Regions from separate parts of the Homo sapiens genome. Here region 2 is linked to region 1. Evidence: chromatin loops called from intact Hi-C (ENCODE). Cell type or tissue: heart right ventricle. All regions are shown on one strand. Links, peaks and the distances in the headings refer to the core of each region. The heading gives the core; the rest is flanking DNA.

The links. Hi-C counts contacts between places; a loop is a spot of excess contacts. Peaks named below come from ENCODE experiments on the same cell type or tissue, not always from the same donor. Only the 100,000 strongest peaks of a DNase experiment are listed, where the experiment ranks them.
Region 2: it touches region 1 in a loop (9-fold over the local background); 92 of 110 quality-filtered maps call a loop at or near these places.

What each region holds. Positions count from the first base shown.
Region 1 is chr1:116,482,198-116,487,565 of GRCh38, forward strand. LOC112268235 (a long non-coding RNA gene) reads left to right here. Exons shown (of 2, transcript XR_002958352.2): 1 at 1-5,368. Among named protein-coding and RNA genes, the nearest start is that of LINC01762, 6.1 kb to the left of the region's middle. RefSeq lists an enhancer at 1,151-1,651. In heart right ventricle, for the core only: CTCF peaks have their summits at 3,235 (motif pointing left) and 3,436; DNase peaks (open chromatin) are centred at 1,524, 1,760 and 3,234; H3K27ac peaks cover 1,871 bases.
Region 2 is chr1:116,149,907-116,155,274 of GRCh38, forward strand. No RefSeq gene overlaps it. Among named protein-coding and RNA genes, the nearest start is that of MAB21L3, 41 kb to the left of the region's middle. RefSeq lists a silencer at 2,181-2,600. In heart right ventricle, for the core only: CTCF peaks have their summits at 2,281 (motif pointing right) and 2,493; DNase peaks (open chromatin) are centred at 1,290 and 2,305; H3K4me3 peaks cover 848 bases; H3K27ac peaks cover 2,159 bases.

The DNA of each region.
Region 1 (5,368 bases), core at 225-5,224:
TCAAGGGGACTCTTCGGCCACGTAGGAATGAAGGAACAAGATTGAAGTCACACCCCCCAAAAACCAACAGAGGTTCTTTGAGCCTTTTCCTCCAACTCTCCTTCACCACATCCATGCCTTAGCTTCCCAACCTTGGCCTCTTTGCTATGGGCAACCTGAATAGTTTGCATTTCTAGACAAATAGGTGAAAGAAAAGAGCAGCCATAACCCAACATCCCTGTAACTGGCCCGGGGCCCCAGATCCTGGGACTTTCCCCAACAGCTGGATACTTCTTCCTCTGTGAAAGATAACAGGGATTGGCTGGAGCTAACCCAAAAAGCAAGCAGACATAGACACAGGCTCTTGGAAAAGACCAAATACTACTCAAACCCAGGGATTTGGTTTCCCCACCCCCAAGGACCCAGGAAGAGGTTGCTCACAGCTGGGTGAGGTGCAGCACTTTCCACAGGAATCATGGCCTGGCTCTTTCCAGGGTAGGGGAGGAGCAGGTGCCGCTCCTCTCTGGGCATGCGTGCCTCCTGGGTGTCCTTCATGGAGCTTACACAGTGTGCTTTACACAGAGGCTATGGCCTCTCTGGAAGAGTTAAGATCTTTCTATAGCTCTTGAGATGGAGTATTTAACACCAATAAAGGCTTTCACCACCTCCTCAAAGCTTTGAACTGTTTTGTTTTTTAGAGATGGGGTCTTGCTGTGTTGCTCAGACTGGTCTTGAACTCCTGGGTTCAAGCAATTTTCCTGCCTCAGCCTCCTGAGTAGCTGGGACTATAGTTGCCAGCCTGGGTTTCCATCTATATCTTAATAACCAGAGTTGCTGTGCACTGTATCTAGGATTTGGCTTACTTGGCAAACTCTATGTCATAAAATCAGTATTTCTTCAATAAACTCAATATTTATTTACTATGATCTGGCAGCTGAAGTAGCCCAAACTTCTGACCTATATTCTGTAAGGTGGAAGAGTGGGCCTTTTAGTAGAAATCTCCAAGACCTAAGAATCTCTATTGAGACCCTGGGGTTAATGCAGGCTCCACCAAATCCAAGTGCTGGCTGGGAGACAGGAGTCAGCAGGATTTCACTGAGATGGTCAATTTTTATCCAGAATAGGGCTATGCCTGCATTAATTTGTCACCAGTGGAATGAAAATACAAACCCGCTGAGTATGATAGTTTGATATGAGGAGTGGTCAGTTATATAGAAAATTTAAAACAGAAAGCCCATGAGAAGTTTGCCTTTGGAAATGCCCATTAACTCCTTCCTAACAGGGTGACAGAGAGCTGGTGCCACCACAGGGAGTGTGCTTGTCAGAGCAGACCTCCTCCCCAGGTGGACACCATGACCCTTCACATCCTCCAGATCAAAGCTTCACTTTCCCCTGCTCACAGTGGCTTCTTGGACGACCATGTCTAAACCAGACCCTGCCTGCTATTCTTGACCAGACAGAGAGAACAGCCTGAGTGAAGACTCTGAGGCAGGAGTGAGCATGGCATTAGCAGGGCCTGGCAGAAGGCCAGGATGATGGCCACACTGAGTGCTGGGAAACACAGCACAAGATAAGCCTGGAGAATTGACAAGGGCCGGTCTGTGCAGAACCTGAGGGCCATGGCAAGAAGTCTGCCTTTTCTCCCCATGTCCAGAGCAGGGAAGAAGGATTTGCAAGTTTCTCACACATGCCTTGGCTTAAGCAAAGCTTGCTGGCCTCCTTCAAGCCATAGCACAGGGTGGCGTTTGCCGTGCCTGACTCCCCAAGCTAGGCACTGGGAGTCCAAGTGAACCATCTGGAGGGGTCAACAGTGACGTGAGCAGATAAGCCACAGCACATTGAGCTAGAGGAGGAAAGAGGAATGTGCACATCCCTGCTTGGATGTGGGGGCAGGAGGGGGAGGGCTCCAGGAAACCTCGCACAGATTCTTTGGGCTGCCTAAATCCCGCTGCTCCATGTCTAGGTGGCTGAAGCGCCTCCTGGCCTGCCTCAACCCCTCCTCTGGCCTGTCCTGTTTACCAGCCCTGCCACCTGCCCACTCTAAGAGGCTCCACCCTTCCTTGGAACACGGAGTTCTCTGCCTCTGGACTCTGGGGAGGGTGAGATTGTTGAGGCAGGCGGGCGAGCATGAGAGGGAAGGAAGAGGGAGGGAGGTCAAAGATACAAGGTGAGCTGGAGAAGAAACGGACTGTTTTGAGGATTTCCCCTCACACATTCTGGCTCCTACCTCTGACCGAAAGCAAAGGGAGCAGCTTTTACCAATGGAATGAGGCCAGGGTGTGTTGGCTTACACCCATAATCCTAGCACTTTGGGGAGGCCAAGGTAAGAGGATCAGTTGAGCTCAGGAGTTCAAAACCAGCCTGGGCAAGATAGCGAGACCCCATCTCTACAAAATTTTTTTTTTAATTGGCAGGCATGGTGGCATGTGCCTGTGGTACTAGCTACTTGGAGGCTGAGGTTTGAGGATCTCTTGAGCCCAGGAGGTCAAGGCTACAGCAAGCCATGATCGTGACACTGCACTCTAGCCTGGGTGACAGAGTGAGACCCTGCCTCTAAATAAATTAAATCAATCAATCAATACCAATTAACTAACTAACCAACCTGTCTATCGGGGTCAGTCAGCTCTTATAGTCCCACCTGAATTCTGCTTTGCCTTCTCCTGCAACAGCAACGCCTTCGAAAGTGCTTACTGTGTGCTAGGCAGGCGTTGCACATGGACAGGGACTGGGAGTTCAGATGGCCAGCTGGCCTGCTGTCTGGGGACAGGGGGTTTCCCAGGACCTGAGACTTTCAGTACTAAAACCAGGACAGTCCTGGGCAAGCTGGAACAGCTGGTCACCTGGTGGGAACTGAGCACCCATGGAGTCAGCAGAGAAGGAAGGCGGCACCACAGCATAGCTGGTGGTGGGAGCAAGCAGGAGTCTTTTCCTCCTTAGCACTGGAAGCGCCACTCTTGGCATTTACCTCCCTTCCTGAATGGAGCCCCACCTGTTTTTATGAGGCCTCCCCAGGCCAAGCCCTCAGGATGGGCAGGGGTGGGTTGAGACTGTGCTGTCTCTGCTGTTTGCTAAGGTTGTTCTCATGGTATCACGCTGCCAGAGACTGTCCACTTGGCTCACATTGATGGAGGTCAGCTAAGGACAGGCTGATTAGCTGGCCCCTCAGGGCCTTTCTCTTGGTGACACAGCCTCTGGCTCAGAACAAAGGCCCCTCATTTTGCTGAGGCACAGACTCTTGAACGTGAGAGTGCTGCCACCTGCTGGTCACAGCGCTGCTTCCAGAAGGGGAGCTGGAGCCTCAGGAGGGAGACTGGGCCATGAGCCCAGGTCTGTAGCCTCTCTGTGGGCCACAGCACCACCTCCCAGCATGCCCTGGGCCAGATAGCTGAAGAAAAGAAGCTGGGGACCCCCCTAACAGGTATGCCTTGAAGGGGACTGCAAGGCTCTCTCATGCCAGAACTCTCTCAGGCTGGCCATGGATTCCCAGAATTCCCAGCCAGCGTGGGCACTCTTAGCTATAATAGAACCCTCGGCCCAGTGGTGTGCTGGAGCTGCTGGGCAGGAGGCAATCATCAAATATTCAGGAAATTTACCAGCTGCACTGGTCATGGTGGGAGTATTTACACCATGGAAATTGGCAAAGGCTACAGATTAAGAGTTTTCTCCACCCGTAACTCTTCCTCCAGTGGATTTATCAGTACACCTTTGCAAAACCTCTATCAAACTTAAAATGTTGTCACCTGAGAAGGGGCAAGTACCAGCCTGTTTGTAAAGGTTTCTCAGATAAAGCATCAAGTATGGAATTGGCATCATAGAGAAGAAATACATTCTGATAAGAGGGAGATTGTGAGGAAGGAAATTTTGTTAAGCTCCCTAAGAACAACTAAGGTAATAGTTAAGGGCTCTGCGATGAGAAACACATGGATTCAAGTAGCAGCTCTTCTACTTGCTAACTGAATGATGCTGGTCAAATTGCTTCATCTCTAGCTTCCAGTTTCCCTGTCTGCAAGTGGGGGTATTGGGAGTAGTTGCCTCATGTAGTTGTGAGGTGATGCGTTTGATGAATCTAAGTGCTTAGAACATTGCCAGGCAGAAAGCAAGTGCTCAATACATCTTAGATATTATCAGATATTGATTAGAACCTCCACTTCAGCAGGCTTAAACTGATCTTGACATCTTCCTGGTAAAACCAGTTTCACCTCTAGATGTCTTTTACAGGGTTGGGGAATGAAGACTGGTTCTTCCATCCTCCCCGGCAGCTAACCTTTAACATCAGCCTCGGTTTGGGCTATTCATTTGTACTTGTCCCCTACAGTTAGTATGTAAGAAAATGTATCCCCTATACTCTTAATATGATAAAGTACATCCTGAATGTAAAGTATCTAAGCAGTGAACACTTGCCAAACCAACCCAAAATATTTTGTGTAAATGAGTCACTGGCCAGTTAAGAGGTCAAGTATAGAAAGGGCAGGACTCAGATCCGATTCCAACTCCAAGACCTGAGTCATCCTCAGTTGTATTGCATCTGATTTAAAGGAAGATTATGTTAACAAGACACAAATTGAATAGAATTGGGGAAAATGGGAATCTGAGAGCAGTGCTCTTTCAGTGGAAAGAGACATGGGGCTTAGAGGACATGAGCTCCCCTCTCATGAGAGTGGAGGGCTTGGTTGTGCAGTAAAGAGAGTTGGTGAAGTTTCTATAGAGCCTGATGGACTAAAGCCCAAGAACTGACCTGATGGACTTGCCCCATCCAAGACTCTGGTCACCCCTCAATCTTTGAATGAATACTTTGGCTTCTTGGGTGCTAAAATCCTTGGAAGATGTGTCCTTAGATGAGATACATATATTTCCATTGTTAAAAAGTTATAAATGAGTTTGCATTATACTCTTTTGACTTTTGTTATATGGACAAAGATTAGGTTAGATTTGGTTGCATAAAACAGACAAAACAGTAGCATAAATAAAATGTACATTTATTTCTCTCCCATGTCAATGAAATCCAGATGTTGGCAGCCTGGGACAAGTATGGCAACTCTACAGTCATCATCAGTCACTATCTTATAGCTCCATTATCTTCAACATGAGTTTTTGTCTAGTGGTTTAAGATGGTCACTGGAGCTCCATCCAGGCTGCTTTCTTGCCAACAAAAAAATCATATTTTCCCAAAGTCTGACAAATCACTGCCCAGGTGTACTCATGCAAACCCATTCTGATGCAAGAAAACTGAAAAATGTCTTTATTCCAACTAGGGGTAGGAGGCATTTGCCTAGCTAAAAATTAAGGATTCTATTTTTAATAAAGTAAGGTAGCTAGATATTGGTGGACAGCCCACAATCTCTACCAAAGTAGATCAATTTCCCTAAGCCTGCTCATTTTTGACATCAGA
Region 2 (5,368 bases), core at 213-5,212, 330 kb before region 1:
AGGAAATTAGAAAAAAAAATAGCTCTAATCACCACAGAAGAGATGCTGGTTATCAACTGGGCCAACCCCTTCATTTTACAGATGCGAAGGCAGAGGTCCAAAGAGAGGAGGGAAAATGATTTGCTCAAAGCAAATGCATTATGTCCCAGGCTGAACTCCTGATTTTCCCTCTCAAAGCTCCCATCGCCTCAGTAAACAGTGTCACTTCAGCCACATGCTTCAGCCAGAGTCCCAAGAGTTAGCCTTGAGGCCACCACCCACCATATTCAACCCACCAGCACATCCCTTGGCTCTCCTTTCTCCATGTAGTCCAGGTAGGCCTCATACCCTGCAGGTCAGCCCACCCCAGGCCAGGTCATGCCTCTCTCTTCCAGACTGCTGCAGACCTACTCTTGCCCCCCGACCTCACACCAGTCCTCCCCACACAAGAGCAAGGGGGGCAACCTGCAAACTCAATCATGCTTATTTTCCCTGCTCTCATCCTCCCAATAGCTTCTCATCTCTTAGGAAAAAAAAAGGGAAACTCCCCACCAAGGCCCACAAGGATTATGTGATCTGACTTGGGCCATTCTCTCTTTCCTCGCCAACTACCACGCTCCTTCACACTGTTCCAACCATACCACACTGGCTTCCTTGCTTTGCTTCAGACACCCAAGCTCCATCCTGCCCAGGGCCTCAGTACCTGTTTCCCCCTTTGCTCAGAAATCCCATGCTCCATGCTGACATGTCCCAACCCTCCCCGAACAGCCTAACACAGCTAGCCCCCAGCACTCTTGCCCTGCACCATACTTCACTCTCCCCATAGTGGTTTGCTGGTTCTCCTATTAGAATAAATATAAACTCTATGCCGGGAGAGGGCTTGTCTTATTCACTGTTGTATTATATCTCCGGCACTTGGAACAATGCTCAGTGGGTAAGAGCTCAATGAATAGTTGTTAAATAGATAATTGCATGAAGGAATGGATGAATACATGATTTTGCTCCATAATATGTATCTGCTTTGTGGCAGGGCTTGGATTTGAACCCGGGTCTTCTAATTCTCAGGCCAGGCTCTTTCCTCTACAAAGTAACATTTTGAGAGTCTGAAGAATCCCACATCTTTAGTTTTAGAGAAAGAAAAATTGCCTCTGGCTCCAGAAGCCTGTTTTCCCAGAAGGGCCTGGCTGTCCTCACTATGCAGAACACAGCTTGATGCAGCAGAGCTTGAGAATGCACACTCATGCTGCAGAGGGGCCAGCCTGGCAGCTCATCACAGCAGCCACTGACAACTGTGGGCACTGGTGGATACTTTGTAGCAGGTGTTTGCTGGACATGCCTAGCTTAACTGGGTTCCAACGTGCAACATGTAGACTGAACAACACACACACACACACACACACACACACACACACACACACACACACACACACTGCATTTAAACAAAGCACATCAGAAAAGAGTTCAGGCTTTCACCCTCCCTTCCTGCCAAGCACGGAGACAAACAGTACTGGTCTTGGTTCTCTTTGTCTCTGAGTCTAGACCATTCATTTCCTCTCATTCAACCAGCTTTATTTTTGGCGATGTAACTTTCTTTCGTGAGCATATATATTATGTTCTCAGACTTTGTAACCTATGAATCTCCTGTGAGGACCGACCTACGAATGCTCAGAATACAAAGGCCGGAGTGAGCAGTGCTCTCTGTGAGAGAGAATGTTACGGCAAATGAAAAAACCACCTTCACCACCTAAGCAGGATTCTTGCTTCTAATGCAAAATGTAACCTCCCTCTATAGGATGGATAGAGGGATATTAGGTTGAGCACTCAACACACTGGGGTGCTTACCACAGAGTACCCCAAAGTGTGGTTTAGGTCTGAGGGACCGGGTGAGCAAGGAAGGCTGCACCGGTGTAGGGACAGGCACAGTCTGGGTCCTTTGGTGGCCGGGGGTACAAAGGAAGCAGAGCCTGGGCTCCCATCCTCTCCTGCTGTCACAGCCCCTCCATGGAGGCCCTGGCCCTTCTCTCCTCCTCTCTCCTGCCTCTTTCCAGGATGTTCTTTGCCCCACAGTGAGATGTGAGGGGCATCAAGAAGGCTCCCTGCCATTGACTCTCTCTGTCCAGGGACCGCCATATGTGACTTGTGCTGTCTGTGACCAGGACGCGGGCTCTTGAAGGAGCAGCGAGGAGCAAGAGAGAGGGGAGCGGACGCCCCGACTCGCGCAGGGCTGAGGCTGGAGGGGAAGACTCACAGGGACTACGGTCTACGGGGAGGCCGCCTTGCGCGCCGCGGCTCGGAAGCGGCAGGGGGCGCCCGCGGCTCCTCGCGGCCCCGAGCCGTGAAGGGCTGGGGAAATTCCTCCCGCTGAAGGCAGAGAGCAGACTGGGACACTGCGGTTCCCGAGAGCCGCAGCCCCGCCGCCTCCGCCCACGCTGGCCCTCGGGAGGCGGAAGACTAGCTGACGGCGGCCCCCACACGCGCTCTGCAGCCTGGGGGTAACCCTCAGCCCACCCAGTGCCCAGCGAGGGGGCTCTGATCCACAGGCTCCGCCCAGCTCCCTGGGTCCTCTTTTCAGTGGGCCTCTTTTATTGCCTAGCACTGGGGATCGGGGTGGGGGGTGGACAGTTACCCCAGTATAGATACTGGCTCATCCGGACATATCTGTGCTGCTGCAGGGCACTCAGCCTCCTTCCCTGCAAGATTAGAGGGGCTGTGGAAGACAGAAGAAAGATGCTGTGCTCTTATGGACTCCTTTTCCTTAGACTAATGCCCACGGGGAAAGGAAAGGAAAGGGAAGGGAAGGGAGGGGAGGGAGTTAAGCGCTCCATCACCCCCAGGCCAGGCGTCATGGTAGGAAGGTCATAAAGAGGGTGGGTGGGTCAGAATGCTCCAGGAAAGGAAAGGATGGGACACCAAGATTTGCAGATACTGCCTATGTGCCTGGCACATATTTTAGGGGCTTTGTGCTTTATCTCATTTAATCCCCTCGGCACTCCTTTGGAGTAGGTAGGCAGCATAAACCCATTTTGCCAATGAACACTTGGAGGCTCACAGAGAAAAAAGAACTTGCCCAAGGTCATGGGCTGGAGTGGACAGAGCCATATTCTTTATGCGTTTGTCATAATGAGTTCCTTACAGTGCAGGTGACAGGAGAGACATGAAGGCACAGCCTACCAGGACCAGAAGTCCAGGAGGAAGACTCAGTCCTTCTGCTGGGCCCTGCAACCCTATGAGCCTCGCAGGAACCAAGAGAGAGGGAGTTGAGCAGAGAGGGACCCAGAGGCACCCTCTGTGGGTGCTGTTCCCTGACCTTGACATAGAGGACATTCCTCAACATGGATGTGGGTCAAGGTCCTTCCCTGATGGTGGAATGGGTGGAGCTCGTAGTGTGACAGATGGTAGAGAAAGGTGTTCTTACAATTGCCCCTGGGCTAACATTTTCCAGTTGTACCTTTGAACGCTCTAAAAAATCCTAAAAATCACTTTCACAAAAGTTAATCATTCACTCTGCAGGCCAGATGACCTTTGCTATGTAGTTGGGGTTTTGTTTGCTTTTTTTTTTTAAAGTCTTGTAGTTTGTAATTGGACACATATCCTTTAGGTGAAGAAGAAAATAATTTAGGGTCTAGTAAAAGGCTTGGTTTTCTTCTTGCCCTCCATCTCCCAGGAGTTTAGAAACATTTTCTCAGTGAGAGGCTATAAATTGAAGACTGAAAACAAATTAATCTTCCAAAGCTGTGGCCTTCATGGAGTACTATATACAGGAGACCCCAGGAGACAAAAACATACCAAAACCAAAAAATCAATAAAATCCAAGCCATCACCCACCCTGCACCTGATTCCTTAGGCCCCTGCTGTCATCTGGGTGGCAGCTAAGTTTACCAACAGAGAGGATTCTGGAAATTTCATTGGTACAGTACTCTAACCAGCTTTGCCCTTTGAGAAATGGACTTTGGAAATTGCATTGGTACAGTACTCTAACCAGCTTTGCCCTTTGAGAGATGGATTCTGGAAATTTCATTGGTACAGTACTGTAACCAGCTTTGCCCTTTGAGAGATGGATTTTGGAAATTTCATTGGTACAGTACTCTAAACAGCTTTGCTCTTAGAGAGATGCAAGTGTGGAGCTTTTCTATTTTAATATTTCAATCACCTAAAAGTTAATTGACCTCCTATAATAATTTGGGAGGTCAAATTGGCTATGTAAACTGGACAAGCCACCCAACTTCTTTAGGCCTCAGATTCCCCTTCTGTGCAGAGGCTGGGGAGTAAGCTCCAAGTTCTCTTCAAAGGCTAATGCTCTGCAGCCTGTAATCCTGCAGGTTGCCTTAACAGGCTCCCCAGCTCTGTTCCATTAACTATTTTTGGCTCAGTGATTAGAAGGCCTTGTTGGGCCACACCCTTACCTCTGACATTCTGACAACTGGCTGGACATTTTCACTAGGTATCCCACTGGGCACTCAAACTCAAGATGCACAAACCAAACACATCACCTCTCCTTTCTTCTCCTCCTCTCAGCCTAACTCTGACTTCCCTTTCTCTCCTTCAGGCATCTGAGCTGGGAACATCAATATCGTCTTTAATGTCTCGCTATCCAACAGCTTCCACATTCAGTGAGTTCCCGAGACCTGAATATCTGGCTGCGAAGAGCCCTCCTCTTCATAGTCCCACAGCTTCTGTCCAGCTCAGGCCCTTGACCCCCTCACATGGGCTCTTGCCACCACATCCAGCATGCCCAACAACCTCCCCTCCTTTTTCCTTTCTCTCCCCACTCTGACACATACAAAGTGTCACTACCAGATCATCGCACTCACCCACAGCTCCGGCAAGCCTCTCCCCTGCTACAGAAACTTGAATGGTTTTCTTTTGCCAGCTGAGCAAACAATTGCCATTCGGGACCTCCATGATATAGCCTTAACCTAACTTCCCTCCTGCACCCACTCCTTACACTTCAGCCAAACTCAGTGTCCTTCACACACAGGCCAGCTTTTCTCGTCTGTCTCCATACTCTTCACATTCTCTCTGGAACATGCACAGCTCCCATACCTGCCTATGAAAACTCTACTTCTTCATTAAGGCCGAGTTCAAATGATACTTTTACCTTGAAATTTCCCAGGAGATCCCACTTAAGATCAATTTCTCATTTATTTTTTCAGCCAACAAATATTTATTGAGCACCAACTATGTGCCAGGTTCTGTTCCAGGCCCTGAGAATTCAATGGCGAATAGGAAGGATGCATTCCTACTCACAGGGAGCTTGCTGTTGGTGGGTGACAGAACAAAAGGAAGCAAACAAACAAAGGGTAGATCCTAGTAAGGGCGATGGAGGCGCTCTTGGAGTGGTTGACCTTTATTACAGTCTACTTGTAGTATGCCTTTTTGCAATTAAATG